2 separate regions of the Homo sapiens genome follow, and region 2 is linked to region 1. Evidence: chromatin loops called from intact Hi-C (ENCODE). Cell type or tissue: PC-3. All regions are shown on one strand. Each heading gives the region's core, and the rest is flanking DNA. Links, peaks and the distances in the headings are about the cores only. Region 1 overlaps STEAP4 (STEAP4 metalloreductase). Region 2 overlaps SRI-AS1 (SRI antisense RNA 1).

Region 1 (10,988 bases), core at 4,042-9,041:
GTTCATTCCTGGTTGCAGGCAGAACTAACCTTGGGAAGGAATTTAGTTTATGGTTTGGCTCTGAAACAAAATTGATAATGTCCCTTTTCCCAAAAAGACCCACTTCTTGCCTGGGGACCAGTCTGCCTTTGTAGGACTAACAGATTAACTACAGGATTAGATATTACATTTTAGGGGTCATGCAGCCTCTGGCTACAAGAGTCTGACCTTCCCCAGATTGCTCCTATGGATAGCATTACTATTATAAAACCTAAGATCAGTGCTTGAGATATTTTGCAGACCCTGCACTGGATGGATCAGCTGACACCACCCAGATTGGTAATCTGGCTTAACCACTTCTGCGATCCCCTCTATAATTCTATCTCCAACCTGACCAATCAGCACTTCCCACTTTCGAGCTCCTATTTTAATTTAAATTATCTTTAAGAACTCTGATCTTCGTGCTCTGGGAAACTGATTTGTGTAATAATAATACTCGTGTCTCCCATACAGCCAGCTCTGCCTGAATTACTCCTTCTCCATTGCAATCCCCCTGTCATGATAAATTGGCTCTGTCTAGGCAGCAGGCAAGGTGAATCCATTGGGCAGTTACAAATTTGGGGGCTCGACCAGGATTGCCTTTGTTGTTACCTGCTCTGTAGCCCACCTCTGGTGATGGATCTGGAGGCCAACCCAAGTGGCCACCTAGTTCTCTTGGACTAGGGGCTGACTCTGGCACTCTCTGCCAGTGGGGTGCTGCTGACCCAATGTGCATGGATTCAATTGCAGTGGAGAAGTAATGCTAGGGAGATATCTCATAACTGTAGCCTCATCACTGGGTGTCTGTAGCTGTAGCCTCAATGCAAGGTGTCTGATTTGGTGAGTATTCCAGGCAGCTACCAACAGCCCCTTCCTTCTCCTGATTTATTGGCCTCTCTGGAGGTGCTGCTGTCTCTTAGTAACCTCCCAGGGTGTCTGTCTGTAGCCCTATCACAAGGTATCTGCCTGTAGCTCCATTACAAGGTGTCTGTAGCTGTAGCCCCATTACAGAGTGTCTGTCTGTAGCCCCATTAGGGGTTGTCTAATTGGATGGAGACTAAGGAACTTGTTTGGAGGACTACTCTTGGTTTGAGACTGGGTCTGGAATCTGTGTCTTGAAGGCCTTCTGTTCATCTTACATTGTTTGCGTGTGTGTGTGTGTGTGTGTGTGTGTGTGTGTGTGTGTGTGTGTTTATATGTATGGAGGGCCCTGAAGGAATTGCTCACAGCAGTTTTCTGGGGGCAGGGGACAGAGTCTCACTCTGTTGCCCAGGCTGGAGTGCAGTGGTGCAATCTCAGCTCACTACAATCTCCACCTCCCAAGTTCAAGCAATTATCATGCCTCAGCCTCAGAGTAGCTGGGACTATAGGCGTGCGCCTCCATGCCCAGCCCTGAGTTATCATTTTGGGTAAATGAATGACTTATGGTGACACGGGACTCTATTTTGTGATATCCAGTGTTTTAAATCTTTGATATTTGACAAACCTTCCAAGATCAAATTATAAGTTTAAAAAAAAAAATTAGATATCCTGAAGTTCAAAAAGATATATTAGGCTTATTTAATGTATTAAAATCATGCAGGAAACATTGTCAAATATAAAATGGTGTTTAACTTTCTTTGAGTTATACTCATATAAATATGTTATTAGTATGTGTTATAAAATTGTATAAGATTTCTATAATTCTAATATGCCTCAGTATATGTTATCAGTAATAATTATAATTGTTATGTTGAATTTTTGTGTGCCACAGAGGTAACAAATTTCCTTGTCAATTTCTTTGACTGCGGCTTCCCTAAAACATTTCTGTCATCTGCAGACAATTGTTGTCTTGATTTGGTCCTCTTTAGGAGATGGTTTTATAATCAGCTATAAAACTTTGACAGGTGCTCTTGAATGCAAGTTTCTGATAACCTTGGAGATTATGACATTAAAATAAAGGAAAAAACTTTCGGGACTCTCATAAAGAGCTGAAATGTTCTTTCATATGAAGAAATCAGCTCTGTCTAGGTAGCAGGCAAGGCAAACCTGTTGGGTCATTACAACATTAGCTATTAAATAATCTGTTTTCTCATTGACCTGAGATGCTATTTTTATCATATGTGTTTGGGTCCATTTCTGAATTTTTTTAAAACTTATTCATTAAAATTTTTCTACTTTTCTTTTTTCTTTTCTTTCTTTCTTTTTTTTTTTTTTTTTTGAGACAAAGTCTCTCTCTGTCGCCCAGGCTGGAGTGCTGTGGCCTCCTGAGTAGCTGAGATTACAGGCGCGTGTCAACACACCCAGCTAATTTTTGTATTTTTAGTAGAGATGGGATTTCACTATGTTGGCCAGGCTGGTTTCAAACTCCTGGCCTCAAGTGATCCACCTGCCTTGGCCTCCCAAAGTGCTGGGATTACAGGCATAAGCCACTGTGCCTGGCCAGAACTTTATCCATTTCTTTGATAGTACCACATTATTTAATTATTTTAGCTTTATAAAAATTTTAATATTTAATATGACTAGCATCCCATTTATTAACCTACTTTTCAGAATTTATAGAATTAGGGAAAACTGACGTTGTGTGAGCCTTGCCATCCAAGAACATGCTGTACATTTTCTTTTATATAAGTTCTCTTCTCCTGATTCTTAAGAGCATTTAAAATATTTTTCATACATATGTTGCACATATCTTGCTATCTTGTTACATATTGTCTTTATTTTGTTGCAGCTATAAGTAGGATCCTTTCATGTATTAAATCTTCTTACTGGTTTCTTTTTTAATATATGAAGAATATTTATTTTAATCGAGTTCCCAGCCTAGATGTTGAATTATTTTTGTATGTATGATACTTTTTTGGTTGATTTTCCCAGTTTTTAAAGTTTGATCTAGTTCGATCATCTGGAATCCCTTTTGAATTTCTGTACCTCTGATTTCTTTCTCTGATCTAGTTATGTTAGAGCTTTCAGAACAATAACTAAAGTGGTCATAGCAGATGTATTTGTCTGGTTCCTGACTTTGTTGGAAATGTTTCTACTAATGTTTTTAGGCATAATGCTGAATTTTAGGTTAAGATCAATAATTTTTATATGTTAAGGAAATATCTATGTATTTCTCTTTCACTATGAATCAAGAATAAATGTTGAATTTTAACAGATGTCCTTTTAACATACACAGATATGACAGACTTTTTCCTTAAATCTTTTAATATAAAATTAAATTTTAATCTTTTAAGTTATATTAATGAAGTTTCAAAAATTGAATTTATAGAACTAATCTTCACATTTGTAGAATAATCCCCATTTGATCAACATAAACCTTCTATTAACAAGCTGCTGGATTGTGTTTGCTAATGTTTTATTTAGTTTTTTTTGGTATCACTAAACAAGTGAATTTATCTATAATTTATTGGAGCATATTTTTTGTCAGATTTTGCCCTGTATCCTTTTATCAAACAGAAGCTTTTCACCAGTGATTTTGTTAAATAAGACACATATGAAAAGATATATGACAATTTTTACTCCTTCCAAATTTGGGGGGAAATATATATGACAATTTTTACTCCTTCCAAATTTGGGGGTAAATATAGTTAAGATAATTAGATTACAACAAGTCAATTACATTACTTCTTGAATATAGCTCTCTTTAATTTTCCAGGCACAGAGCATTTATATTTTGTTGGGCATTTGTGTTATTATTTTTCAGTTATGGAGAAAACTTGTATAGATGCACTTCCTCTTACTATGAATTCTTCAGAAAAGCAAGAGACTGTATGTATTTTTGGAACTGGTGATTTTGGAAGATCACTGGGATTGAAAATGCTCCAGTGTGGTTATTCTGTTGTTTTTGGAAGTCGAAACCCCCAGAAGACCACCCTACTGCCCAGTGGTGCAGAAGTCTTGAGCTATTCAGAAGCAGCCAAGAAGTCTGGCATCATAATCATAGCAATCCACAGAGAGCATTATGATTTTCTCACAGAATTAACTGAGGTTCTCAATGGAAAAATATTGGTAGACATCAGCAACAACCTCAAAATCAATCAATATCCAGAATCTAATGCAGAGTACCTTGCTCATTTGGTGCCAGGAGCCCACGTGGTAAAAGCATTTAACACCATCTCAGCCTGGGCTCTCCAGTCAGGAGCACTGGATGCAAGTCGGCAGGTAAGAATAAACAAATTTACACTCAATCTTTAAAACATGAATCATTAAATGTGCACTTGCCTCAAAGATTCCAAAATATAATTCCAAGATGAAATGCCCACTAAATATTACATTTTGCTAATATGTGCTGTGAATAATTTTCTTGAGCTTGACCAAATAAGGTGGTCAACTGTTATATCTCCCACTGTCTGCACCCTCAGATTTTAGTTTGATGGAACCCCATGGTGTCAGCCTCTGGAGGCTTCTTGTCAGTACTAGAAACTAATACTTGGTGAATATCCTTTTCTGCTTCCATTACCTTGTATGAAACTGGTTCCATTTATACACTGAGATTAGAAGCATTCATAAGTGATGCGGCACCACAAACACAGAAGATCAAACTACTCACAGTGTGGAGAACCATGTCTTTTATAAGTGTGATGTGCCTAAAACCATCATCAACTAAAAACCCTGGTACTTACCTATCTAAGACACCACATACAAGTTTAAAACATCTTGTTACATATGTTAATTCTACATCCTTATTTTAAAATCGGTTCACTGTTTTACGTCATCATTTGGCATGGTGCTGTTGTAGCCTTTCAAAATAATTATTAAATAAGGAAAAGGAGTAAATACAGAATTAATTAACTGTTTTTAAACTAGGTGTTTGTGTGTGGAAATGACAGCAAAGCCAAGCAAAGAGTGATGGATATTGTTCGTAATCTTGGACTTACTCCAATGGATCAAGGATCACTCATGGCAGCCAAAGAAATTGAAAAGTACCCCCTGCAGCTATTTCCAATGTGGAGGTTCCCCTTCTATTTGTCTGCTGTGCTGTGTGTCTTCTTGTTTTTCTATTGTGTTATAAGAGACGTAATCTACCCTTATGTTTATGAAAAGAAAGATAATACATTTCGTATGGCTATTTCCATTCCAAATCGTATCTTTCCAATAACAGCACTTACACTGCTTGCTTTGGTTTACCTCCCTGGTGTTATTGCTGCCATTCTACAACTGTACCGAGGCACAAAATACCGTCGATTCCCAGACTGGCTTGACCACTGGATGCTTTGCCGAAAGCAGCTTGGCTTGGTAGCTCTGGGATTTGCCTTCCTTCATGTCCTCTACACACTTGTGATTCCTATTCGATATTATGTACGATGGAGATTGGGAAACTTAACCGTTACCCAGGTAAATCTCTTCTTATATATTTTCTTCTGCTCCTGAAATCAGAGACTATTGCTACATCATATTCCATTTCATAATTATAGAAAGTCACTCTTCTAAGCATCTTCTTTTTTAAAGTAACTAGAATTAGAAATGTCATGTCAGTTTTTTAAAATGAATCCAGTTTAGATCTCATACAACTATTAAGAATAAAAGTTTGCCGGGGGCGGTGGCTCACTCCCATAATCCCAGCACTTTGGGATTCCGAGGCAGGTGAATCATGTGGTCAAGAGATCAAGACCATCCTGGCCAACATGGTGAAACCCCATCTCTACTAAAAATACAAAAATTAGCTGGGCATGGTGGCGGGTACCTCTAATCCCAGCTACCCAGGAGGCTGAGGCAGGAGAATCGCTTGAACCCAGGAGGCAGAGGTTGCAGTGAGCCGAGATCGTGCCACTGCACTCCAGCCTGGGTGACAGAGCAAGACTCCATCTCAAAAAGAAAAAAAAAAAAAGAAAGAAAAAAAATGATACTTTCCAGGTTCGCTTGGGTCCAGATCTGTATTCCCAGGGCTCATAGAGATATTGGCAAACTGACAGATTTCATGGCTCAAGAAACCTAAAGACACCTACTTGAATTCCTTTGGTTGGCAGTCAAATGTTAACTAGTGTGTTTTCAAGCTTCTATTCTTAGGCATGTTACTTCCTTTTGGAAGTCAAAACCAACCATCTTTTAAGTAAGAGGGCTAACCAAATATGTGCCACACTAAAGCAAACAAATTCACAAAAGAGCGCTTATAATTCCCTTAATGTTTGACTTGGGGGAAGTTGACCTCAATAACTAGAAAACCAAATAATTCTGAGCAAATATCAAATATTGTCTTATGCATAATCAAAAGATTCAGTGAGAATCAGCTGAAGGAGTTTTAAGACATTCTCAGAGGAAGTGCTATAAGTCAGTTCTAGTTTAGAAATAGCTAGTTTTGATAGATCTTACTTCAGTCTCAAAAATTATTAGTTAGTCATTAATGATGCTTCTATGGGTTTCTCTACATTATTTTCCCAACAAATACATGTAAGTTTCCTGGGTAAGAGTCACACTACAAGTGTCTGATTCCTCTCAACTTGTGGTGCAAGACTGATGTATTATATTATGATGTATTTATTATCATGTATAATAAACATGAAAGAACCCACTTTGAGAGTGTGAGTAATCCACATATAAAGCAGAAAAACAGAATTCTGATGTAATTGTTTGAGAACATCAAGTTTTGCTTGGGGAACAAAATGCAGATGGTAATGAAGGTTTAAGTGAGTGTTTACTGTCTTTTAGAATTTACAGGGAAAATCGAAACTTTCTACACAACTCCTAGAATCAAGTCCAAACAGAACCAATTACTTTTTTTGCCAAAAAATATAATTTCTAAGTGTATTTTTCACTAAAGTTATTTTAAAATAATTTTTAAGAAATGCCATACAATTTGCTTTGAGCAAATAATTTGTGCCCACTGTCAAAGTGTGGGCAGTTTGTAAAATGTAGTTTGTAAAAATGTAGTTTTGTAATTGCTTATAATTTTTCTTAGGCAATACTCAAGAAGGAGAATCCATTTAGCACCTCCTCAGCCTGGCTCAGTGATTCATATGTGGCTTTGGGAATACTTGGGTTTTTTCTGTTTGTACTCTTGGGAATCACTTCTTTGCCATCTGTTAGCAATGCAGTCAACTGGAGAGAGTTCCGATTTGTCCAGGTAAGAACTTCAAGTTCATTCCTAACTTTTCATTTTGCTCCATCACTTCCCTAGCAATCATATTTAAAAATTCAAATTAGAAAATGTTGAACCCAGGTACAAAAGGCAGAATCCATAATGATTTGATTTCTTAATACTCGCCAAGATTCCTGACTGCCTCCATATCTACAGCTAAGACTATAGGGTGAAAAATACTAAGAACTATTACAATTTATGTGTGGAGATGTACTAGGTACAAGGCAAAAAGAAACCCCAAGACAAAATTTCACCATCTAAAAAATTAACCTTACAACATGGACATACAGATATGGAAAACCAGATGTTGAGATAAAGTTTAAAATCTTCACAGCAAGATTTGATAGATGTCATCACACCGGAAGACTTAATGCTCTTCTGTAAGAGGGAAAATTGTTTTCTTCCACATGTCAAGCACCAACCAACCCCTCTTTAAAGGCAGTTAGTAACTACACATTCTTGTAGACCAGTGGTCCTCAAAATATGGCACCAGGACCAGCAGCATCTGCATCACCTGGAAACTTGTTAGATACACAAAGCCCCAGGCCATGCCCAGGCCTACTGAATCAGAAACTCTGAACCTGTGGCCCAGAAATTTAATGAGCCTTCAAGATGATTCTGATGCATGCTTATTATGAGTATAATAGAAAAGAGCATTAGTCTTTAAAATTAGGTTAGAATTTTATAGAACTATTGGAATCTTAAGTCTTGCAATTTCTCCCAGGGACCAAATGCAGTCAACATGTTCTCATTAGCAGTTTTGTTCAAGGTATTAAGGCAGAAATAAACAATAAGCTTTAAAATGTAGGCTGAAACAAGATTGGCTATTGCTCTTTATTGTGATAGAAATGAGCTAGGATCTGGTTTTAGTCAGTAACATATACTAAGATGGTGCTTCTTGAGGTCATACTGTGTCATATTCATCTCTGACCTCTAGAAAAGATGATAAATAAAAGAGTTTCACCTTTGGGAACCAAGACAAGCTACATTATTTATTCTAACTTGGAAGAGTTTACTCCTGGGAAACTTTTCCATCCAGCTAGGTTAAGGTGAAGCTACTATGTCATTTGTAAGAAATAATCTTGTTTTAAATGAAGTATTTACCATCCTGAAGAAGGGTTAGTGCTTTTTTTCAGTACTTGGCAAAGTGTCCTAAACATTATAGGTCTCAAATGTTTGTGGTTGTTGACAAATATCTGTCACTGGCTTAGAGTGTTTCACTTTAAGATGTAAATAATGTTAACTTACATATTTTTGTTTCTTGTTTATAGTCCAAACTGGGTTATTTGACCCTGATCTTGTGTACAGCCCACACCCTGGTGTACGGTGGGAAGAGATTCCTCAGCCCTTCAAATCTCAGATGGTATCTTCCTGCAGCCTACGTGTTAGGGCTTATCATTCCTTGCACTGTGCTGGTGATCAAGTTTGTCCTAATCATGCCATGTGTAGACAACACCCTTACAAGGATCCGCCAGGGCTGGGAAAGGAACTCAAAACACTAGAAAAAGCATTGAATGGAAAATCAATATTTAAAACAAAGTTCAATTTAGCTGGATTTCTGAACTATGGTTTTGAATGTTTAAAGAAGAATGATGGGTACAGTTAGGAAAGTTTTTTTCTTACACCGTGACTGAGGGAAACATTGCTTGTCTTTGAGAAATTGACTGACATACTGGAAGAGAACACCATTTTATCTCAGGTTAGTGAAGAATCAGTGCAGGTCCCTGACTCTTATTTTCCCAGAGGCCATGGAGCTGAGATTGAGACTAGCCTTGTGGTTTCACACTAAAGAGTTTCCTTGTTATGGGCAACATGCATGACCTAATGTCTTGCAAAATCCAATAGAAGTATTGCAGCTTCCTTCTCTGGCTCAAGGGCTGAGTTAAGTGAAAGGAAAAACAGCACAATGGTGACCACTGATAAAGGCTTTATTAGGTATATCTGAGGAAGTGGGTCACATGAAATGTAAAAAGGGAATGAGGTTTTTGTTGTTTTTTGGAAGTAAAGGCAAACATAAATATTACCATGATGAATTCTAGTGAAATGACCCCTTGACTTTGCTTTTCTTAATACAGATATTTACTGAGAGGAACTATTTTTATAACACAAGAAAAATTTACAATTGATTAAAAGTATCCATGTCTTGGATACATACGTATCTATAGAGCTGGCATGTAATTCTTCCTCTATAAAGAATAGGTATAGGAAAGACTGAATAAAAATGGAGGGATATCCCCTTGGATTTCACTTGCATTGTGCAATAAGCAAAGAAGGGTTGATAAAAGTTCTTGATCAAAAAGTTCAAAGAAACCAGAATTTTAGACAGCAAGCTAAATAAATATTGTAAAATTGCACTATATTAGGTTAAGTATTATTTAGGTATTATAATATGCTTTGTAAATTTTATATTCCAAATATTGCTCAATATTTTTCATCTATTAAATTAATTTCTAGTGTAAATAAGTAGCTTCTATATCTGTCTTAGTCTATTATAATTGTAAGGAGTAAAATTAAATGAATAGTCTGCAGGTATAAATTTGAACAATGCATAGATGATCGAAAATTACGGAAAATCATAGGGCAGAGAGGTGTGAAGATTCATCATTATGTGAAATTTGGATCTTTCTCAAATCCTTGCTGAAATTTAGGATGGTTCTCACTGTTTTTCTGTGCTGATAGTACCCTTTCCAAGGTGACCTTCAGGGGGATTAACCTTCCTAGCTCAAGCAATGAGCTAAAAGGAGCCTTATGCATGATCTTCCCACATATCAAAATAACTAAAAGGCACTGAGTTTGGCATTTTTCTGCCTGCTCTGCTAAGACCTTTTTTTTTTTTTACTTTCATTATAACATATTATACATGACATTATACAAAAATGATTAAAATATATTAAAACAACATCAACAATCCAGGATATTTTTCTATAAAACTTTTTAAAAATAATTGTATCTATATATTCAATTTTACATCCTTTTTCAAAGGCTTTGTTTTTCTAAAGGCTTTGTTTTCCTTTTTATTATTTTTTTCTTTTTTATTTTTTTGAGACAGTCTTGCTCTGTCGCTCAGGCTGGAGTGCAGTGGCACGATCTCAGCTCACTGCAACCTCCTCCTCCCAGGTTCAAGTGATTCTTGTTCATCAGCCTCCCGAGTAGCTGGGACTACAGGCATGTGCCACTATGCCCAGCTAATTTTTGTACTTTTAGTAGAGACAGGGTTTCACCACATTGGTCAGGCTGGTCTTGAAATGCTGGCGTCAAGTGATCTGCCTGCCTCCGCCTCACAAAGCACTGGGATTACAGGCATGAATCTGGCCTTACGTAATATATTTTCTTAATGGCTGCATAATATCACATCAAATAGGCATTTTTCAAACCTCTTTCCTTATTAAACATGTAGACTATATCCATTTTTTACTAAAATAAATAACATTTCAGATAATATCTTTGCACTGATAATGTTGCCAAGCCATTTCTAAAGTGACCTTATCAATTTAATTACCATTGGATGAGGGTGTTGCTTTCATCGCACCATTGTAGATTGTCTTTTTTATTTCAATTTGCGTTTATTTATAACTGGTTGCAAAGGTACACAGAACACACGCTCCTTCAACTTATCTTTGATAAACCCAAGCAAGGATACAAAAAGTTGGACGACATTGAGTAGAGTCATGGTATACGGTGCTGACCCTACAGTATCAGTGGAAAAGATAAGGAAAATGTCACTACTCACCTATGTTATGCAAAACAGTTAGGTGTGCTGGGGCTGGATACTGCTCTTTTACTTGAGCATTGGTTGATTAAAGTTTAGGTACCATCCAGGCTGGTCTAGAGAAGTCTTTGGAGTTAACCATGCTCTTTTTGTTAAAGAAGAGAGTAATGTGTTTATCCTGGCTCATAGTCCGTCACCGAAAAT
Region 2 (10,988 bases), core at 2,306-7,305, 54 kb after region 1:
CACTGTGCCTGGCCCTCTTAACATTTTTTAGTGTACAGTTCAGTAATGTTGTGATATGCACATTGTTGTACAACGGATCTCTAGAACGTTTTCCGCACGCATGACTGAAACTCTATACCCATTGAACAACATGGTGTTTTCCCCTCCCCCAGCCCCTGGTAACCATTATTCTACTTTCATTTCCATGAGTTTTATTACTTCAGATACCTCACATAAGTAGGATCATCTAGCACCCATCTTTTTCTGATTGGCTCATTTCACTTACCATAAGGTCCTCAAGGTTCATCCATGCTGTAGCATATGACAGGAATTCTTTCTTTTTTAGGCTAAGATTCCATTGTATGTATATACCACATTTCTTTATCTATTCATTCACTGATGGACATTTGAATCACCTCTACATCTTGGCTGTTGTGAATAATGCTGCATGAACATAGGAGAGCAGATATCTTTTCAAGATCCTGCTTTCAATTCTTTTGGATATATATGCAGTAGGAGATGACTGGATCATATGGGAATTCTAATTGCAGTTTTTTTAGGAACCTCCATACTATTTTCCATAGTGGCTGCCCATTTTATAATCCCATCAACAGTGTGCAGGTGTTTCCTTACCAACACTTATTTTCTGTTTTTTTGAAAGTAGCCATCCTAACATCATACGGGGTCTGAAATGATATCTCATTGTGCTATTGTGGTTTTGATTTGCATTTCCCTTGATGATTAGTGATGTTGAGCATCTTTTCACATGTGTGGTGGCCATCTTCATTGGAGAAATGTCTATTTAAATTCTGTGTCCATTTTTAGATTGGGGTGTTTTTGTTATCAAGTTGTAGGAATTCTTTATATATTCTGGATATTACTTTCATCTCTGGTATATGGTTTCATATTTTCTCCCATTCTGAGTAGGTTGCCTTTTCAATCTGTTTGTTGATTGTCATGCTCGTTATTAAGTTAATCACCAGCAACGGGGATGGGATTATTAGTTCTGGGAAAAAAAATCTTCTGGGTGGAATGGTTGTCAGGAAATCCATCACTTTGGCAATAACGGACCCATGTGCCTTAATTTGGTATTTCACCTCAATTTTATATTGAGAGAAGAGTTCAGGTTGTTTCAAAGAGACGTATGTAGACAGCTGTGATGTGAATGACAGAACATTGGACAGAGCTTCAGACACCTGTGTTCTTTTTAGGACTCTTAGAAACTGCTAGCAGTGTGACCTTGTTCAATTATTTAACCTTTTGAAACTTTATCTGTAAAATCAAATAGCAGTTTACTAATTCCAGCCTAAATCATGATGGTTTTTAAAAGTAGGGTGTATGAACCTTTCTAAAGTGTGGCATCAAACCGCTGGTTAGGTAGTTGTGGTCAGGTATGAATATGCGTGGATATAGGTTTGTAGGCGAGGGTGGGTATGTATGGGTGAAGGTGTGCATGTATATGCAGGATTGTAGAAGGGGGTAGGTGAGGGTGGGTAGGGCAGAGGTGTCTCTGTGTGCGTGCATGTGTGTGGGACTATAGATAAAGGTTGGTATGGGCGTGTGAGGGTAAGGCTCAGTGTGGGAATGCAGAAGTATAAGAAGAATGAGTACTGAGGGCAGGTTGTACACGTGAATGTGGGTGGATACCAGATTGTAGGTGATGGTGGATGCAAGTAGGGCAAGAGGGAAAGGGTGTGTGTGTGTGTGTGTGTGTGTGTGTGTGTGCGTGTGTGTGTGTTTTGGGTTATAAGTGAGAGGGTGGTGGGGCAAAGCACAGAGTAGGCCAATGACAGGATTATTCTATCAAAAACATTCTCCATTTTACTGATTTATATTTTACACGTAGGATATAAACCCACTGTTAGAGATGTTGCAAATATTTTTTCTAGTCTGTCATTTATCTTTTAATTGTGTTAAGGGCAGAACTGTGTTAATGTAACAAATCTTATTTATTTGTTTCAATTAATAGTACTCCTCTTTTAATGTTCAATGTAAAAAATACTACAAATTACACATACGGAATAATAAAGAAAAATTGCACATAAACTCAAAACCCAGTGATAATCTTAACAACTCAGTCTACAATTCAAGTCTATAGAGGAAGATACATGCAATGATGTCATTGCACATAACTGTGTACCTCTCTATGTATGGACCTAAATGCTCTAATATTCTACTGATGATAGGATAAATCAGTTACTAACTTCCTGGGAGGCGATTTGCAATAGCTATCCAGAATTTCTCAAAAACCTTAATCTCAAAAACAGTAAATCTAGTTTTAAGAATATGTCCAAGAAAGCAATTCAAGATGTGAGCAAAATTTAAACTATGATCTTTTTATTTCAGCATTGTGTGTAATAATAAAAATTTAGTTAAAATCTAAATAATTTGGTATTGATTAACTAAAGTGTAAAAGGCTCATATGATTGAATACTCTGCAGCCATAAAAATAGTATGGACAAAGAATATATAATGAAATTAAAATATACTTACATTTTGCAGTATTTATGTTTTAGTCAAATTACTTTCAGTAATAAGCAGTCTTCTGCACCCAGTGAATAGGAGTTTTAATGAGGCATGATGGTGATATTAAAGCTCAAGGGCTTTTCAAAGAAAGCTGAACTGGAAACAGGGACTTTGGACAGTCACAGAGTCACAGGAGGAACATTTAAGCACTTGCGATAGCTGCTTCCAGAACCTGGAAGATAGGAGCATGTGAAGGGCCTAAAGATTATCTTTTGAAATTTTTCCTAAATTACCTTTTGAAATACTTCCTAGATGTGCTTGAAAATCTCTATCCACAGCCTGAAGCCAAGATATATTTCCCTAAGTCACTGAGTTCAAATGACACTTTCTTGCCCTTTAGTGGTGTGCTGGTAAATGTTTAACAAGTAGCTTTCCAAGATGGGGCAGGGTGGGACCTTATATGTACGTATATATGTACGTAAGGTAATTGTAAATTTAACTGACATAAAGGGTGTTGTCTTAGTTCAGGCTGCTATAATAAAATGTCATAAACCAGGTGGCTTATACACAACAGAAATTTATTTCTCAAAGTCTGAAAGCTGCAGAATCCAAGATCAAGGCAGATTCAGTGTCTGGTGAAGACCCGCTTTCTGGTTCATAGATGGCATCTTCTAGCTGTGTCCTCATATGATGAAAGGACAAGGCTGCTCTCTGGGGCACTAGTCCATTCGTGAGAACTCCACTAATTTACATTTCCCTGATGATTAGTGATGTTGAGCATTTTAAACTATACCCATTTGGCCATTTGTATGTCTTCTTTCGAGAAGTGTCTATTCATGTCTTTTGCCTACTTTTTAATGAGATTATTTGTTTTTTTCTTGTTGAATAGTTTGAGTTCCTTGTATATTCTGGATATTAGTCCCATGTTGGATGAATAATTTTTGTAAATATTTTCTCCCATTCAACAAGTTGTCTCATTACTCTGTTGATTGTTTCCTTTGCTGAAAGTTTGACTATAACATGTCATGAAGAAGATTCTCTTGAATTGTATCTATTTGGGGATTTCTGAACTTTTTGTATCTGGATATCTAAATCTGTTGCTAGACTTGGGAAGTTTTCAGCTATTATTTCATTAAATAGGTTTTCTATTCCTTTGGTCCTCTCTTCACCTTCTGGAACACTGAAAACTTGAATATTTGATCACTTTATGGTGTCCCTTATGCTCTGTTCATTCTTTTTATTTTTTTCTTTATTTTTGTCTGACTGGATTATTTCAAAAGATCTGTTTTCAAGTTCTGAAGGTCTTTTTTCTGCTTGATATAATCCATTGTTGAAGCTCTTGAATGTACTTTTTACTTCATTCAATAAAATAAAATCCAGGATTTCTGTTTGGTTACCATGATATCTCTCTTTGGTAAACTTTTCACTCATGTCCCTAATTATTTCCCTGATTTCATTATATTGTTTATTTGGGTCTTCTTATGTCTCACTGAACTTCTCTAGTATCATTATTTTGAATTATTTTTCAAGGATTTTTATAAATTTCTTTCTCATTGAAATCTGTTGCTGGATAATTAGTGTGTTTCTTTGTAGATGTCATATTTCTGGGAAAATATTTCCTTAACTGTTCATGCAATTCACAATGTAAAGGCTGTAGATACAACACACTTTTTAAAATTTTTTTTTTTGAGATGGAGTCTTGCTCTGCCGCCCGGGCTGGAGTGCAGTGGTGCAATCTTGGCTCACTGCAACCTCCGCCTCCCGGGTTCATGCCATTCTCCTGCCTCAGCCTCCCAAGTAGCTGGGACTACAGGCGCCCGCCACCATGCCCAGCTAATTTTTTGTATTTTTAGTAGAGATGGGATTTCACCGTGTTAGCCAGGATGGTCTTGATCTCCTGACCTCGTGATTCGCCCGTCTCGGCTTCCCAAAGTGCTGGGATTACAGGTGTGAGCCACCGTGCCCGGCCACAACACACTTTTAACTTTAAACCTTATTAACATATTCTCCAAAATGCCACCTCCAAATCTAGAGTACACAATTAAAAAAAAAATAAATAAATAAATAAAAATAAATGAGTCTTTTGTTTGTAGTGCAAACTGATTTCCAGGGTGTAAATATTCCCAACATAGTGGAATAAACTACTAACTTTTCGCAAATTCAAACTACTAACATGGTATGACTGAGTCTGGAATTGAGAATTAACATCCAACAGCACAAAATTACATACTACCCATATAGAAAAATCATTAAAAATTGATGCATTTGGAGTATTTATTATCTTGATTTTCAGTAAGTTAAAAAATTTCTAATTATACGATTGGCAGTGTTTAAAAATAGGCTGGAAAAGGCCAGGCACCGTGGCTCACGCCTGTAATCCCAGCACTTTGGGAGGCCGAGGTGGGTGGATCATGAGGTCAGGAGTTCAAGACCAGCCTGGCCAAGATGGTGAAACCCTGTCTCTACTAAAAACACGAAAATTAGCTGGGCGTGGTGGGAAGTGCCTGCAATCCCGGCTATTCAGGAGGCTGAGGCAGAGAATTGCCTGAACTGGGGAGGCAGAGGTCGCAGTGAGCTGAGATTGCGCCACTGCACTCCAGCCTAGGAGACAGGGCGAGACTCTCTCAAAAAAAAAAAAAAAAAGGCTGGAAAAATGCCTGAAAATAGGCTCACTGGCCAGTATGAGCCAGCTCCCACATATGACTGTTCCAACACAAAGCCCTGCAGGTCTTCAGAATTCTCAGACAGAGATAATAATCCTGAAGGAATGTCAAATATTTACCTGTATGTGTGTTTAATACTGTTGTTATTGGTTCCTAGCTGCCTTAGATAGGTCATTCTTTGTAACAATGAAATAAACATATTTCATAGAGGGCCTCTATAGGGCTAATTGGAAATCTGCCTACACTGTTGAGTAATGTTTATAGTTGGTTACTGATTTCCAGAGGTCAAGAGGGCAATGTGATTCATCTGCTATTACAGTTTATACTTCTTGATTCTTCTATTTGGCCACTCTGCAAGAAGGCAATCCTCTAAGGATCACCAGCTTCTACCTATAAGACTTCAACTCAAGATGCAGGCAAGTAAATGATATGTATATAATATTAGACTATTCCATGCAGCTCCAATGTTCTAATTCTACTAATCAGGAATAAGAAAGTTCCTAATCTTTGTAGTTCTACTGATCCATGGGTTTCCAAGCTGAGAATCAATTAATCCAGGTTCCTTTCTCAGCTTTGCCACTGATTTCCCAGCTATGGAAAAGAGGCAAGTAACTACTGAAAAATAATTATATAAAGTAAGAGATATCTTATTTTAATTAAGAAGCTCCCAATTTACATGTAGCTGACTTATATATATGCTTCATGGAATTTTGGCATTCTGGAAATATCTACTGTACCTAGGCACCTAGGACTCAAGAACAGTCATTCTTCCTTCCCCAGAGCTGCAATATGAATAATTGGGAATTTTTCTTCCCAAATTCCCTCCTCTCCCAGCTTATTGAACAGATGGAGATTGTATTATCTTCCCCTCCTCTCTCCACAAGTCTGGCTTCTCTATTTATCTCTGGTTCTGTGTAAACTTTGCGACATCAAGATTGGCTGGATAAAGGGACTGAGATGCGAATGGGGATGGGCAATAACCAAGCCCTAGGTGCTCTTGGGTTCCTACCCTGCTCTACCCCGGCTCCAGGACTGCTTCTCTTTAGGAGAACAATGAAGGCTTTAAAGAACTTTCGAGGGCTTGCCTGAGAACCAGTCATAAAGTGACCTTTATGAAAAAATAGACCTAGGTTGCAAAAATTAGCTTTTAGAATTAACACCCCCATAATATACTAGTCCAATGTTCTTAGGAAGAGTCATCCTAAGAGAACACTGGTGCTGAACACAGGTGATTTTCTACCTGAGCATACAGGTCCAGTATTCAATATTCTGCTTTCTATGTGGTCCCAGACATGGTAATGGTCACAAGTAAAAGATGTAGAGACTTGATAATCAGTACAAGCCTCAGACAAAAACTAATTACAGCCAGTTCTTGCATTCATTTCTTGACCTCCCTTTAGCTACCCCTTTAGCCATGCATATTTACATCTTGTTCATCAAAAAATAATTATCTGCACTAAAATGAACTCTTATCATTGATAGTAATAGCATTACCTAGATGTACATTATTTTAGACAATTGCTTTAAATTTAATATTCTGATTTCTGAAACACATTCTGTTCAGGAAAAGAAAAAACAATGTCTCCAAATTCTTGATCCAATAGAAATTGCATAATCTTAAAAGGAAGAGTCCTGAGAGAATAGCGTGAGGTTGAGAAAAGATCTGAAGTGACAAGATAAGCAATTAATACTGGAATTGCTATTAGTCTGGTAACCTTCAGCAAGTCAGAGTCTCAGTTTCCTCATCTTGTAAAGTAGAAATAATCTAACTGGCATGGCTGGGTAAAGTTTAAGTAGGCCATCAGAAAATACTTTGTAGTCCATAGAGCATTAACTCATCCAGGCCCCTACTCAAAGTACAAAACTGCCCTTTAGCATCACTGACAGCCTCTTCTTGATCACTTCTAGTGATGGGGAACTCATCTTTGGAAGGTCATTTTTGACAGCCCTAATGATAAGAAAGTATATATATAAAGTGTGTGTGTGTTTGTAAAAATACACACATATATTTACATATGTACAATGATATACATACATACACATATATGTATATAGGCATATATATTTAGCCATAATAAATTCCTCCAACATCAGCTTCCTGGTTAATCCTGATCATCAACTCCAGCTCAGAGCTTCATTAAGGGAAGGAACAGGTCAGTGAGAATCTATTCTGTAGGAACAGGAACATGGGAACGTTTGTCACAGAGCTGATGACTGCCCTTGCTGTGTTTTGTTAATAACTGATTTATCTTGCTTATCATGCCTATTCCAGGCAAGTAGAATGAGTTTGCTTTCTCTGAGTTCCAGGGAGGAGGAAGCCAACACAGATGAAAGGGTCCCTGTGCTGTTCAAGAGGGTAGCACTAGCCACACAGCTATTCCATTTTAAATTAAACTAAATTAAAATTTTAGTTCCTCATTTCACAGGCTCAATAGCCATATGTGATTAGTTATTGTGTGGCATAGTTATCAAACATTTCTATTGTAGCAGAAGTTGTTTGAAGAGCTGTGGTTGATGATTCATTACCATCTACAATATGCCAGGGACCAGTTAAACTCTACATGCAAGCACTAAAACATCAATAGTGGAAGTTTTCTATCCCTTGAAAAAATTACATAATAGCATGATTAACTGAGCTCTTACTCCGGACAGTTCAAGAAAAAGGGTGGCTTTTATTCCCAAATGAACATCATAGGCTTCACACTCTTTCCCAACAATCTTAAGAAAGTGGAGATACTATTAATTGGTTACCTATGTTGTTATCAAATGCTCATTTCCACTTACATTTGGAGATCTGAGCTTCTCTCTAAGGCAGAGGTCTTTAAATCATGAGGTGCCACACCCAGATCAGAACTAAACAAAAATTGAAACTTTAAATTGGCAAATGTCATTGCTCATTTCTTCCTAACAAGTGAAGACCTATGGTTAATTCAACTGCAGGTATGGTGAAATAACTACAGTTACTTAGTTAGACACTATTTCTTTCACCACTTATCTGAGCGAAGAAGTCCAGGTTGGATACTATATGTAGAGCTTTATATTAACTTTTCTCCAGGAATAAGAAAGTGTCCACACTGCCGTTTGTCTTGAAAACATAATTAGGGAAGGTGTACCACAAAAGAATGGGATTCTCTCTGAGAGCATGTTTATCTACTGTCACAGCTTTAATTGGGAAGGGTGAAATATCTACATCTGGCTAGGTCTGCTCTTCAAGAGCTGGGGCCAGATATTTGCCATCTCTCAGCCTTGGTCTTTTCTTCTGTAAACAGCAGGATTGGAGTATATGATCAGAAAGGTTTCTGTAATTCCAATGACTTCCCAAAATAACCATGACCTGCATCCTATCTATAAACCTCACATAGTTCTCTCCCTAACCCATGCTGTTGTCACAACCCTCCTACAGTCTTTTTTTTAGGACTTAGTAAATCGTTCTGACAAATAACTGTATTCTACCCATAGGCTTTATCTTACAGTCAGCAAATCATTTGCTAAAGTGCTAAACTGCCAGAGTCATAAGCCCGCATTCTGGAGGGGCTTCCAGCAGTGGTTGGTAAACTACTGCCCAAAGGCCAAATCTGACCCACCTCCTATTTCTGTACATCCAAGAGCTCAGAATAATATTTACATTTTTAAATGGTTGGAAAAATAAAATTAAGCATAATATTTCATGTCATATGAAATTCAAATTTCAGTGTCTATAAATAAAGTTGCATTGGAACCCAGCGACATCCATTCATTTATCTATTGTCTATGGATACTTGTGGCCTACACAGCAGAGTTGAGTGGTATTTGGCCATACCACTATGACTACATAGTCTACATACCACTATGTATGTAGACTCTCTCATACAGAGACTGTATGGCCCACAGGCCTAAAATATTTACTACCTGGCCCTTTACCTGCCCCTGGGTGTAGAGCACAGACTCTAGAGTCAGATGGCTTGGCAGCATAGCTCAGCTCTGTTCTGTTCCTTCCCCTTCCTCAAAACTGTATAATAGGAATGACAATAGTACCTATCCCATGGGTTTTTATTAAGATTAAGCAAATAAGTAAAATGCGATGAGGATCTGGCATATTTTTATTATTATATATATGTCTGATGGTATTATAAGTTGCCACAATTTTTTCCAGCAAACTAAAGTATTAGCAGCTGACCAATTTGTTAGCAATAATTGTAAGAATTGAATTTGCAACACTCCATTAAAATTCAATTCTTTGTCAGATGAGTAGGTAGCGAAAATTTTCTCCCATTTTGTAGGTTGCCTGTTCACTCTGATGGTAGTTTCTTTTGCTGTGCAGAAGCTCTTTAGTTTAATTAGATCCCATTTGTCAATTTTGTCTTTTGTTGCCATTGCTTTTGGTGTTTTGGACATGAAGTCCTTGCCCATGCCTATGTCCTGAATGGTAATGCCTAGGTTTTCTTCTAGGGTTTTTATGGTTTTAGGTCTAACGTTTAAATCTTTAATCCATCTTGAATTGATTTTTGTATAAGGTGTAAGGAAGGGATCCAGTTTTAGCTTCCTACATATGGCTAGCCTGTTTTCCCAGCACCATTTATTAAATAGGGAATCCTTTCCCCATTTCTTCTTTTTGTCAGGTTTGTCAAAGATCAGATAGTTGTAGGTATGCGGCGTTATTTCTGAGGGCTTTGTTCTGTTCCATTGATCTATATCTCTGTTTTGGTACCAGTACCATGCTGTTTTGGTTACTGTAGCCTTGTAGTATAGTTTGAGGGCTAATATCCAGAATCTACAGTGAACTCAAACAAATTTACAAGAAAAAAACAAACAACCCCATCAAAAAGTGGGCGAAGGACATGAACAGACACTTCTCAAAAGAAGACATTTATGCAGCCAAAAAACACATGAAAAAATGCTCATCATCACTGGCCATCAGAGAAATGCAAATCAAAACCACTATGAGATACCATCTCACACCAGTTAGAATGGCAATCATTAAAAAGTCAGGAAACAACAGGTGCTGGAGAGGATGTGGAGAAATAGGAACACTTTTACACTGTTGGTGGGACTGTAAACTAGTTCAACCATTGTGGAAGTCAGTGTGGCGATTCCTCAGGGATCTAGAACTAGAATTACCATTTGACCCGCCATCCCATTACTGGGTATATACCCAAAGGACTATAAATCATGCTGCTATAAAGACACATGCACACGTATGTTTATTGCGGCATTATTCACAATAGCAAAGACTTGGAACCAACCCAAATGTCCAACAATGATAGACTGGATTAAGAAAATGTGGCACATATACACCATGGAATACTATGCAGCCATAAAAAATGATGAGTTCATGTCCTTTGTAGGGACATGGATGAAATTGGAAATCATCATTCTCAGTAAACTATCGCAAGACCAAAAAACCAAACACCGCATATTCTCACTCATAGGTGGGAACTGAACGATGAGATCACATGGACACAGGAAGGGGAATATCACACTCTAGGGACTGTGGTGGGGTGGGGGGAGGGGAGAGGGATAGCATTGGGAGATATACCTAATGCTAGATGACGAGTTAGTGGGTGCAGCGCACCAGCATGGCACATGTATACATATGTAACCAACCTGCACAATGTTCACATGTACCCTAAAACTTAAAGTGTAATTAAAAAAAAAATTCAATTCTTTAGCAGTAAAGCAGTGGGAAGATGTCTAAGGACAACTGATATGCCAATTCGTATAGCCGTTTATCCACGAAGCTAATTCTGCAGTACTTAAAAATATTTTATATGCTTTATACTTCTTTCAAACTTGAGTCTTGAGCTTGTACTCAACATCGAGTTCGGCCCTGACATCTACTCTTTATAGTCGGTTACCTCTTTCTGAAGAAACAGGCTTCCAAAGAGAGACCAGGGGACTCAT

Evidence for each region. Hi-C counts contacts between places; a loop is a spot of excess contacts. Peaks named below come from ENCODE experiments on the same cell type or tissue, not always from the same donor. Only the 100,000 strongest peaks of a DNase experiment are listed, where the experiment ranks them.
Region 2: a loop joins it to region 1, with 5 times the contacts of the local background. A loop is called at or near these places in 4 of 110 quality-filtered maps.

Annotation. Positions count from the first base shown.
Region 1 is chr7:88,276,987-88,287,974 of GRCh38, reverse strand. STEAP4 (STEAP4 metalloreductase) reads left to right here. Exons shown (of 5, transcript NM_024636.4): 2 at 3,704-4,161; 3 at 4,807-5,334; 4 at 6,896-7,060; 5 at 8,347-10,988. The coding sequence starts at 3,706. The coding sequence ends at 8,577. Among named protein-coding and RNA genes, the nearest start is that of STEAP4, 24 kb to the left of the region's middle. In PC-3, for the core only: no CTCF peak of the experiment used is centred there; no DNase peak of the experiment used is centred there; H3K27ac peaks cover 1,894 bases.
Region 2 is chr7:88,221,445-88,232,432 of GRCh38, reverse strand. SRI-AS1 (SRI antisense RNA 1) reads right to left here. Exons shown (of 3, transcript NR_120517.1): 3 at 2,665-2,677. It also overlaps a transcript of SRI not described here. Among named protein-coding and RNA genes, the nearest start is that of SRI, 6.9 kb to the right of the region's middle. RefSeq lists an enhancer at 5,165-5,459. In PC-3, for the core only: no CTCF peak of the experiment used is centred there; a DNase peak (open chromatin) is centred at 5,372; H3K27ac peaks cover 1,775 bases.